2 separate regions of the Homo sapiens genome follow, and region 2 is linked to region 1. A link is a contact called in ENCODE POLR2A ChIA-PET data. All regions are on one chromosome and are shown on one strand. The core of a region is the stretch at or near the end of the contact, and the rest is flanking DNA. Distances in the headings are between cores, read along the strand shown.

The links. ChIA-PET counts read pairs that join two places held with the same protein, here RNA polymerase II (POLR2A).
Region 2: POLR2A ChIA-PET joins it to region 1 with 14 read pairs in activated B cell. The contact joins the promoter of TNS2-AS1 here to the promoter of SMARCD1 in region 1. POLR2A ChIA-PET finds 5 or more read pairs at or near these places in 2 of 52 experiments (GM12878 and activated B cell).

The regions. Positions count from the first base shown.
Region 1 is chr12:50,082,812-50,088,450 of GRCh38, reverse strand. It overlaps SMARCD1 (SWI/SNF related BAF chromatin remodeling complex subunit D1), which reads right to left and starts at 3,109. Exons shown (of 13, transcript NM_003076.5): 1 at 2,905-3,109; 2 at 2,103-2,290; 3 at 1,788-1,830; 4 at 1,573-1,695; 5 at 966-1,088. The coding sequence starts at 3,081. It overlaps ASIC1 (acid sensing ion channel subunit 1), which reads right to left. Exons shown (of 12, transcript NM_001095.4): 12 at 4,840-5,639. RefSeq lists enhancers at 1,686-2,417, 3,267-3,526, 3,884-4,616 and a silencer at 2,757-3,196.
Region 2 is chr12:53,051,225-53,056,863 of GRCh38, reverse strand. It overlaps TNS2-AS1 (TNS2 antisense RNA 1), which reads left to right and starts at 2,426. Exons shown (of 4, transcript NR_033854.1): 1 at 2,426-2,543; 2 at 3,290-3,468. TNS2 (tensin 2) reads right to left here. Exons shown (of 29, transcript NM_170754.4): 2 at 4,901-5,009; 3 at 4,372-4,409; 4 at 3,415-3,453; 5 at 3,052-3,090; 6 at 2,850-2,899; 7 at 2,423-2,594; 8 at 1,628-1,678; 9 at 1,174-1,296; 10 at 1,019-1,083. RefSeq lists an enhancer at 3,144-3,383.

The sequences.
Region 1 (5,639 bases), core at 1,860-4,359:
AAAGGAACCCCAACAACAATGGAAAAAAACTCAAAAAATATCTTCTGAATATCTCTTAAGAGAGATAGGCAAAGTAGGCATCTGCAGGTATTAAACCAATCATAGTAGCAACAGAACCCTGAAGAAGCAGCCTAGAACACATAGAGGGTCACTGTTTTACCCATCTCATTTGCCCAAGGGAAATGAGGCAAGTTAAGCAAACCATTGCACATAACTAAGCGAGTTTGAACAGAGAAAAGTCTGACTCTAGAGGGGAAATGAATCACAGGCAATAAGCAGCCAGAACAAAAACAGCTTTATTTGGACAGAATGACACCACCAGCAGATGGACCGGACCTATATAGAGAAGGAGGCTCTGACACTGAGCCCTGGTTCTCCTGCAAAAGTGCATTCCAACTAGCTTGCCTGCGAGCAGCTAAAAATAAGAGCCAGAGAATGTAAGGGAATGAGAGAAAGGTGAGCTTCCCCGAGGAGCTTCTGGGGTGGGAAGTTTGGGGACTATCACCTGTCAGCTGATGCTCCCCAGGAAGCAACAAAGAGCCTGTCAAGAGAAATCTATCCTACTTAAACTGTGGGGTGCCTCCAGTGAAAGTTGAGAAGATGGAGATACCACAAGGACTCAGAGAGGAAACACAGCCTCAAATTAAGTGCAAACTCGATTAAAAAAAAAAAACTAAATAATCTACAGATATGGCTAAATCCAATGGCCAGCAGCACCAAGAGGAAGGTAAACCACAAATCAGATCCCAGGACAATAAGGTTCTCCATATGATACCAGTGAGGGCCAAAGGTGTGGGGGCAAACACAAAGGACCACTGTCTTTCAGTGCAGGGAACAGTGTCCCTCTCCTTACTGCTCCCAAAAGGAGCTGTGAGCACCAGTTAGGCTTCCTGCTGACCAGACAACACTGTTCATTCCCAGCAGCTCCCACCCTAGATGCCAACCATTGTGGACCTTGAACTCACATCCTCCAGGAGCCGTCCTTCTACCCGAAGCTCCCAGGAAGCCACCGTCCCTTCCCCATCCTCGGCATCTGACTTAGCCGGATTGAAAGTGTTAGAAATGAAAATTCGCAGCTTCCGTTTTTGCTGAGGAAGGCAGAAACAGGATTGATCGTGGGGCTTCAGTGGTCTGATGTTGAAGACAACGGTCTCCCCAAACCCCAAAATTACTCCTAACAGACTGGCTTACTGTCTACCCAGTCCCTTGGGTGGGTGGATGAAGATTCCATTTAGAAGAGGAGTACTGGCCATCAGCCTAAGTACAAGTGCATATAGTGGGATGCCAGGTGGACAAAGTCATGCAAGGTGCCAGGTTCCCAAGGTAGCAGAGCAGTTACAGCGAAAACATGGACAAGGGTATATTTGTAGTGCAAGAGACATCAAGAGCCCCTCCCCCTTTGCCATTCTGTTCTTATCCTCCTAATGTAATTCTCAGTTTGTAGGCGGAAGGGAGAGATGCAATTTAAATGCCAAGGAGAGTTGTGCTGTGCCTTTGATTTCTCATCCTAATTCTGCTGAAGGTTCCTGGGTCCTCTCCTTTGGCTCTCTGCCTAGTACTTTCCTGTGTTACCTTGATGGGACGTTTCAAGGCCTCTTGGATATCTAGCCGTTTCCTCATGATAGTCTGGTCCAGTTTCCTTTCAAAAGCCAAGAGATCCATATAGGCCTGGGATTCTGGTACCAGTTCACGAATCTTAGGAACAGAAAAATTAATTGAAATCTAGGATGATCATCTCTATACTCAAACTCACCACACTTTCCAGAAGACATATAGCCTGGACTCACCCTTTGAGGTAGAATTTTGTCAGCCATCTTCTTTTTCTTTGCACTGTTGGGAATAAATACTATTATCAGGTTGGGACAGAACTAGTCAGAACGTGAAAATAAGCTGTCAGCACGTCCATTTATAGTAATGTGAAGGGACTGCAAAGCTTCTCTCAAAGAACTACCACCACCACCACCACCACCAAGCATTCTCAAGGATGAGTTCTGTAGCACCATCTGCTGACACAGCACCACCACTTCTTGGTTCAGGTACTCCCACCACCTGTGTCCTCCCAGGCTCCCTCCCTCCCTCCCTCTGCCCCAGGATCATCTTACTTGTGGTTTCGATTTTGGACCGCCTGCTGCTGGACCTGCTGGATCTGCTGAGGGGCAGGTCTCTTGCGGGACTGATCCATCCCTGACTGGGCCAGGCCAGGTCGGACTGAAGGGTTCCCCCCATAGCCAGGGGGTCCCATGGAAGGTCCCTGAGGTGTCATTCGGCTGCCTGGCAACATACCTGGTCTCTACAGAGGGGAGAGGACCCAGAGATGTCATGGTTTCACCTGCTAAACCCCATCAAGAAAGAAAAGCAGGGAACGCCTGAGATCTTTGAATGAAGTAAGGTTTAGGGATGGAATGGAGGACAATGAGAGGAGAACCCTTTGCTCCAGTAGTGACTCCATAGAAAAACAGAGTCCAAAAGCTAAGCGAGAGCCAGATTATACTCAAATTCTCAGTCTATTTTGGATGGGACACATCGGACATCGCCAGTTCCACATTTACTCTGCTAGCTACTATCTCTTTAGAAGCTGACCTCAATTTGTCAGCTACACGTTCTGTGTTCCTCTGATCACTGGAGCTGCTCAAGCCCCTTTGCACTCCGGCCCTCATACAGGTATCCCTGGACCCACTTCACCCACCCAGGTTCTCTACCGACTCCCCAGGGAAACAATGCCCCTAGGAGCAGGTGTGTAACTGCCTCCCCCTCTCTTTCTGCGCACTGCCTCCCCCAACCCCCACCCAGAGCCCGAACCCCTCCCAAGGGAGTCCCTCCTACTTCTCCCCCCACCCCTGTCACTCCCATGTCCCCGCTCGGCCCCGCCCCCGGCCCGCGCGCCCCTCCTCCTGCCCCACTCACCGGATAGGCCGCTCCGGGCATCGGGGAGCGGTACAGCCCTTGACCCGGAGCCGGGCCCATTCGCACAGGAGGCCCCGGAGTTCCGCCCGGGCCCAAGGCAGCAGCCGCGCCCGCCCCTCCTGAGGCTCCGGCGCCGCCGCTTGGAGCCACAGACTGGAAACCCGCCCGGGCCGCCATCTTCCCGGAGCCGCCGATGCAGCCGCACAAAGAACCGGAACCGGAACTCCCCCCGCCCCCCGAGCGCCCCCCGAGCGCCCGCCTGTTCCCCCGGCCGGCCGGCCGGCACGGGAGGCTCAGGGCAGCGAGACTATGGGATAGAGCGGGGCGACTAGCGGAAAAGGCGTGCTGGCCACGCCCTCCCGCCTTCACGGTCCGGGAGGGAAAACCATAGAGAAGAGCTCTGCAATAGAGAGGCCGCGTGAGCGGGCGCCCCCAGGCCGACGGGAGGAAGACAAGGACCTGGAAAGGGGGACGGACCACAGCCTCAGCCCCAGTCTCAACCCCAACTCGAGCCCTCTGATGAAGAGGGGCTTGGAGTAATAGCTTCATCTTGGCGCATGGCGTTAACTTTCCAAAACGCTTTGACTGCTTTTCGTTTCGTTTTCTTACTGCTATAACTATCAGGGGCTGAGGAGGGAAACACAGTTTATTCCATTTTACAAATGGGAAAGCTGAACTCACAGGTGAATGACTTGGCAAAGGTCAACCAGCAAGTTAGCCATAAAGCCGAAGCCAAGATTCCAGATACCCTTGCTCATAGCCCGGGACTCATTCCACAGATAAAGTGCCTCAATAAGTACCTCACGTGGGAACTTCATCCTAACTTTCTCTCTGACCTAACCTGCTTCCGGATTATTATTTTTTATTTTTTATTTTTTTTTAGATGAGGTCTGTCTCTCTCTCGCCCAAGCTGGAGTGCAGTGGCACCATCTCAGCTCACTGCAACCTCCGCCTCCCAGGCTCAAGTGATCCTCCCAACTCAGCCTACCAAGTAGCTGGGACCACAGGCATGCACCACCATGCCAGACTGTTTTGTATTTTTGGTAGGGATGGGGTTTCGCCATGTTGCCCAGGTTGGTCTCGAACTCCTGAGCTCAAGCGATCTGTGCTCCTCAGCCTCCCAAAATGCTGGGATTACAGGTGTGAGCCATTGTGCCTGGCCTCAGATTTTTTTTTTTTTAAATATTAAAAAATAGGGATGGGGGGCTGGGCACGGTGGCTCATGCCTGTAATCCCAGCACTTGGGAGGCCCAGGCGGGTGGATCATGAGGTCAGGAGATCGAGACCATCCTGGCTAACACGGTGAAACCCCGTCTCTACTAAAAACACAAAAAAATTAGCCGGGCGTGGTGGCGGGCGCCTGTAGTCCCAGCTACTCGGGAGGCTGAGGCAGGGGAATGGTGTGAACCCGGGAGGCGGAGCTTGCAGTGAGCCGAGATCGCGCCACTGCACTCCAGCCTGGGCGACAGAGCGAGACTCCATCTCAAAAAAGAAAAAAAAAATAGGGATGGGGGTTTCACTATGTTGCATAGGCTGATCTCGAACTCCTGGCCGCAAGTGATCCACCTGTCTCAGCCTCCCAAAGTGTTGGGATTACGGGCATGAGCCACCGTGCCAGCCTGCTTCCAGATTTTATGATAAGTTCCAGTTTATCTTGAATTTTGACTCTGCTCTCTCTCTCTAAAGCATCCTTTGTATTGGGGATTCTGTTTTGGAACTTTGTTGCCTTTGACTTCTCCCTCTTTCCCTGCCCAGTGGTTCAAACTATTCCTGATATAATGGTCAGCCTGTCCCATCCCAGGGGGACCACAGTGTCCCTACTCAAACCTTCTCCTTACTCATCCCCTAATTGGCCCCAAACCAAGCTCAGCTTTAGGCACTTAGTGAGAATATCTAAATACTTTTTCAAATAAGAGAACAACACTGAAGAGGAGATGGTTGAAACCCAGTTTATTAGACCAGAGGCATGCGTCACCCAGAGCCCTGCCTGCTGTTCCCCTATCCAATGCACACTTTTTGGCCTCATTCCTGCTTCCCTCTGGGGAGGTATGATCTCTGAGGAAACTCTTAGGAACCAAGAGATTCCAAAGATCCTACAGCCTTACTCTCCAGCTCCAGGCCAATGCAGCTGCTCACAGGTCCTGTTCTGGGATTGAAGACCAAGACACAGCTAGGGAAGGAAGGCCTGAAGAGGGGTTGGGGCTCAGGCCTGGAAGGAGTGTCTGGTGGAGGGAGGGGGGGCAGGCCCTCCACCTCACTTGTCTCTCATTAAGATAGGGTGAGACAACAGCAGAGCTTTCAACTCCTCCTCTAGGCCTCTCTTTCCTCCCAAACCCACCTCACCAGAAAATAAAAGTGGTGGGCTTGGGTATCAGGTGAGGAAAGGGGGCTGGGCACCCAGAAGGAGGAAAGGCCACTGACTGAGGACCTCAGCTTCTGCCTGTCAGCATCCCACTGCCCCAACTTCAGGAGTCGCCAATCCCCAGCTCCCTTCTGTCTCTGACACACTTGGCTTAGTGTCCAGGGTAGACCTCCATCCCCTGGGTGGGGGCTATCTCTACAGCAACCCCTTCCCTGGGGATGCCACTGTCAGCTGGGCAGAGGGCAATGGGATAGGAGGAGCAGGGGAAGAGAATGTTAAGGCTGCAGGGAGGGCCGAGGGTGCCCGGGTTGGGGGAGAGGGTGAGGCCAGAAAGAGGCAGAGCTTGTGATTCACAGCTTCCTTTGTCGCCACT
Region 2 (5,639 bases), core at 1,177-3,676, 3.0 Mb before region 1:
ACAGTCACTTTACTAGTTGTTGGGCCTCAGGCAATTGTTCCCTGAACTTTAGTTTTTTCATCTGTAAAACAGGGCAACAAAACCATCTTATGGGTTGAATTATATCCCCCCAAAAGACATGTACCTCAGAATGTGACCTTATTTGGAAATAGGGCCGTTGCAGACATAATTAGTTAAGATGAGACCATACTGAAGGAGGGTGGACCCTGAATCCAATATGATTGGTGTCCTTATAAGAAGAGAGGAAGAGACACAGACAGAGACACACAGGGAGAACACCATGTGATGACAGAGGCAGCGATTACAGTGATGTGTCTGCAAACCAAGGAATGCCAAGGCTTGCCGCCCACCACTGGAAGCTAGAAAGAGACAAGGAAGGATTCCATCCCGAGTCTCAGATGGAGCAAGGGCCTGCTGACAGCTTGGTTTGGGGCTTCTGGCCTCCAGAACTGTGAGAGAGTACATTTCCACTGTTTTTTGTTTTGTTTTGTTTTTGTTTTTTTTGAGACGGAGTCTGACTCTGTCACCCAGGCTGGAGTACAGTGGCACCGTGTGGGCTCACTGCAACCTCCGTCTCCTGGGTTCAAGCAATTCTCCTGCCTCAGCCTCCTGAGTAGCTGGGATTACAGGCGCCCACCACCACGCCCGGCTAATTTTTATATTTTTATATTTTTGGTAGAGATGGGGTTTCACCTGGCCAGGCTAGTTTCAAACTCCTGACCTCAGGTGACCTGCCCACCTCAGCCTCCCAAAGTGCTGGTATTACAGGCGTGAGCCAACGCACCCGGCCCATTTCCACTGTTTTACACCACCCTGTTTGTGGCTGCCCCAGGAAACTCTACAGACCATCTGCTGCAGACTATGTTGCAGTACTAGTGATAAAAGGGAGGTGGAAGTGCTAAGCTGACAGCAAAGGACTCTCAACGAAGAGGTGGGCTCCAGGGGAGATGGGTTCCTAAGGGGCCAGCTGGAGAAAGGGCCACTGGGGAAGCAGCTACTCAGGCGCTGGGAGCCTCACCCTGCAGAGATCTTGCTGTAGTGCATGTAGGCAGAAACGATGACCCCAAGCTTGCCCTTGTTTCCCTGACAGACAGAGAGACAGGGATGAGGGTCTGGGAGCTCCAGGCTGACCTGGAACCTCCAGGCACCAGGGAACCCGAGGTCCTGGCCCACCTTGCAGTATAGTACGACCACGTGCTGTGGGTCAGCACTGAGCCATGTCTCCATGGCTTTGCAGATGGAGCACAGCTTGTCCAGGGGTGGAGCATGCAGCTCAGGCCAGCCGAAGTCTTGAACCTGGGGAGAATGCAGGGGTGCAACTGGGGCCGGGGGCCACCAACAGAGAGAGATGGGCAGGGTGGAAAGGGGACAGGGCATAGGGGTCCGGGGGCAAGGCTGGGGGTCTGCTGGTTGTCCATGATAGCCTCGGCACTTTCCTTATCCATACAATGGGCTGATACCTGCTGCATCACGTTTTGGGGTGTCTCCAGTAATATATCATGGGAGAGTGGGAAAGTGCTTAAGAGTGAAGTAGATGCCAATTGCTACTATTAATAACGAGGAAGCTGGGGGCTTCTGGGGTTGGGGTGGCTTGGTTTAATGGTTGGGCAGGCCATTTCCTTCATACCTTGGGGTTTAAGCGGGTCAGGTCATGCCTTTTCTCTGAAAGGTTGAAGAGCTGAAATAAAGGGGGAGGGCTTTAGACAGAAATGATCTCCGGCAATGAGGCACGAGGTGGAGGTGGATCCTAAGTAAGAATCTTCCTCTAAAATAAGGTGCAGGCCGGTCGCAGTAACTCACGCCTATAACCCCAGCACTTTGGGAGACCAAGGCGGGCGGGTCACCTGAGGTCAGGAGTTCGAGACCAGCCTGGCCAACATGGTGAAACCTCATCTCTACTAAAATTACAACAATTTGCCGGGTGTGGATCGCTTGAGCCCTGGAGTCTTGAGACCAGCCTGGCCAACATGGCGAAACCCCGTCTCTACAAAAAATACAAAAAAAAAAAAAAAAAAAAAAAAAAATTGGCTGGGCGTGAGTGACGCACGCCTGTAATCCTAGCTACTGAGGCTGAGGTGGGAGAATCGCTTGAGCCCGGGTGGAGGAGGTTGCAGTGAGGTGAGATCGTGCCACTGCACTCCAGCCTGGGCAACAAAGTGAGACCCCGTCTCAAAAAAAAGGTAAATAAATAAAGAAAATAAAAAGGTAGCTAAGGCCCGGCCTAGCCAGTCACAGCCAAGTCGCCAGCGTTCCAGGATTCTCCGCTCCGCTCCAGGCCGCGCTCCGGGCCCCGCCCCCACCCCACCACTCTGGTCCCGCCCCCTGGCGGCCTCGCCTCCGCTGGTGACGTCAGTGATTAGCCTCGCCCATCTGGACCCTACATCCCTCTCATTGGCGGACTCCTGATGGCCCCGCCCCTCACCAGGTACTTGTCCCGGTGCTTGGATTGCAGCACATGGGCCAGCTCGCGCAGGTGGCCCCGGTGCCGCTGTTCATCGGGCCGCGCGGGGAAGGCGGCGGCCAAGATGCGCTCCGTCACGTAGGTGAGGTCTAAGTCCCAGCGCCGCTCCATGAGCGGGTCCAGGCTGAAGCTCCTGGGGAGGAGGAGCCTACGCATGAACGCAGGGGCGGGGCACCCGGAGGTGGCTAGTGTGACGGGAAGGCTGTCTGTTGGGCAGCAGGTGAAGCCTGCTGGGTCCTGAGGGTGGGTGGATCGGTCTGGAGGGAGAATACCGCTTTGGGGGTGGGGGGCTGTCCCGGGGAGCTCTGTTGCGGGGCAGTGCCCTGGGCTGAGGTGTGGGGCCGGCGGAAAGGGGGTCACGTGGGACCACCCCAGCACCCTCACTTACCTGGGCAGAGTGCTGCGCTGCTTTGAGTGGTTCAGAGATTTGGTGGATCCCTGGTGGTTAACAGACAGTGTCTAGACATCTCTTTGGGTACCCCCTACTCTAGACTGCCCACTCCAGAGCCATGCCCTTTTTGTCTTCAGGAAATCTAGATCCTTACTCCCAAAGCTACCTGCTTCCCCCTCCTGCTCCAGCATCACCTTACCAGGTGCTCTATGCGCCTGACTGGGGCCGTGTTTCGCCGCTAGAGGGAGATGGGGGAGGAAAAGGGAGTGGTTAGTTACAGCAGGGGCAAGGACCAATGTGGGCCTTGGGGACAGGGGAAGGGAATGTCAGTGTCCTTTTGAAGGCTGTACTGGATAAGGGGAGAGGAGTCCTACCCCCAGCAGGCCCAAGGGCACAAGATCAGCAGAGGACTCAGACAGTTTTTTCTTTCCTCATAGGATGAGCAATACCCACAGCACTCCGTTCAAGGTCATCTCCTGGGGGCCCTCTCTGGAGCCACCAGACCTCTGGACACCATGGCCAGGTTCCTTGCCCTCCCCACCCCATCCCAGAGCGCACTCACCAACTCCACGGGAGGCAAGGCCTGACAGGCTGAAGTCACCTGGAAGGGGACCGAGTAAGGAACTGAGCTCCTGGTGAAGGGCTCTCGTGGGCTTGAGGATGGGGCAGCCCCTCAGCTTCAGGAGGAAGGTGGAGGGGCCTTCAGTGGATGGGCACAGGCTCCAGCTGAGGTTGCGCTATTTAAGGGCACCTCCCCTCTGGCCTCTTGGTCCCCCACCCCCCAGGCCCCCCACTTGTTGCTCTTGGCGCTCAGCCCCCAGCCCACACAGACCCCCATTCATCCAGCTGTAGGGCAGGAGTTATATATAGAGCCAAGCAGGCAGGCCATGGCCAGGGATGGACACTGGCTTCTTTCACCGGGAGACCCCGCCCCTGGGCACACAGCTCCCCCAAGCCAGCTCCAGGGCCCTGGGATCCTCCTCCCCCTGTCCTGAAGGAAGAGGACCAGGGGACCTCTTCAGAGACAGGGCTGTCTCAGGTCCCCAGTGGACAGTGGGTGCTATCCACAGCTTATACCTGGAAAGGCCCAGTTTTTCCAGGGCCCAGGACAAGACCCGCCCAGGCATTTTGAGGACCCTTCCCCAGAGGGAAGGCACAGCCCATCCGGCTGCCCAGTCTCTGAAATCCTGCTCCCCCACTCCCCACCCACCCCACCCTTCCTCCTCCTCATTCTCCTCCTCTTCCCCACCCCCATCCTCTCGCCAGCTGCAGTCTGGGCACAGCACCAAGACAAACGCTGTCTTGCTGTCCACCCGCCTGGGCTGGCCAGCCCTCCAGAAGGCGGAGTAGGGTGGTTCTTAAAGGGCCCAGTACAGCACCCCTCCCACCCAGGAGGGGTTCCCCAGTGGTGAGAGGGGTGGAGGTGGAGGGTTGATGCCAGTGTGGTTGCAGAAGCCTGTTTGGGAGGAGGAAGGGACTCCAGACCCTCTCCCCCTATCAGGTAGAATCAGATACCCACCTTTGCTTCACATTTTCTGTGCGTCGCCACCTTGCAGACTAGGGAAGGTAAGGGGAGGAGAGGGGTTAGCAGGGGCCTGTGGGACAGTGGAAGGAATGGCCTTCCCTCATCTCCCAGACCCTGGAACCAGACCCTGGGACTTCCAAGATCCCACCTGGACTGGGCTGGCTGGGGCAGAGGAGCAGGGCTAGGTTTTGAGGGAAGAGTGTGGCAGTGGGGTACTACTGCCCAGGCCAGGGGTAACGTTCCAGGGTGGGTGGAGGTGAGGAGGAAGAGAGGGAAGGAAGACTACCGTCACAAGTCAGGATGGGAAGGTGATGGAGAGTACTGGCTCTCCTGGGTTATGGGAGGTGTCTGTCATGGGGAGCCAGGGCCATCTGAAGGGGGAGGCAGCTGCTTCTTAGCTGCCATTGTGCCTAATCCAGGAGCAGCATATTACATTTGAGATTGTGTGAGCTGGCCTGCTGGAGTTGTGCAACACAGTGGTACTGGGTGGAGGGTCTCAGAGTCACAGGACAGAGAGCCTCACCTCTGCACGAAACGCCTGTCCCATCGATGGTCACCTTACATACTGCACAGACTGGAGGTTTCTTCCGGAAAACCTTCTCCCGGAAGCTATGAGGCTCAGCTTTCCTAGGCTGAAGGTGGAGGGACAAACAGAGGTGTGAGTTCCCAGTGGGCCCATCTCCATCTCCGGGACTGGGCAGGAGCCTTGCCTTAGCACTGCACTGGTTTTCTCCGTCCAGATCAAGCCCTCAAACTTGTAGGACGCACTTGGCCACAGCTGCTTCAGGGCGGTCATGGGGCCTGTCCTCAACTGTGCATGGAATCTGACCCCTTGCGTCACCTTTGCTGGGTCAGCTCCTCCCCAGGGGATCACTTGGGCCCCTCACATGGCCCTGGTGTGTGATGCCCTTGTGGAAAAGCCTCCATGCTCAGGCTTTCCCCCTGGTGTGGTAAGGGTACTCCCTGACTCTTCCCATCTTGTCCTCCCCGCATGGAGACCTGTGTGCAGAGTGAGCAGGGAGGTTCCAAACATATGTGTTGTATGTCAGTCCTGCAGCACCAGACTGAGCCGGCAGGAGTGGCCTCAGCCAGTCCTGCTCCTTTAGCTCCTGCTGTCCCCACGCTCCAGGCAGCTGACATGCCCTCCTCCCCCACGGTCAGAACAACATGTTTACTCATTGTGCACTGAGGCAGCAGACAGCAATTGTGTAATGGGGGTGGTCATGCTGGAGGGAAACAGATAGAAGCCTGTCACTGGGGAG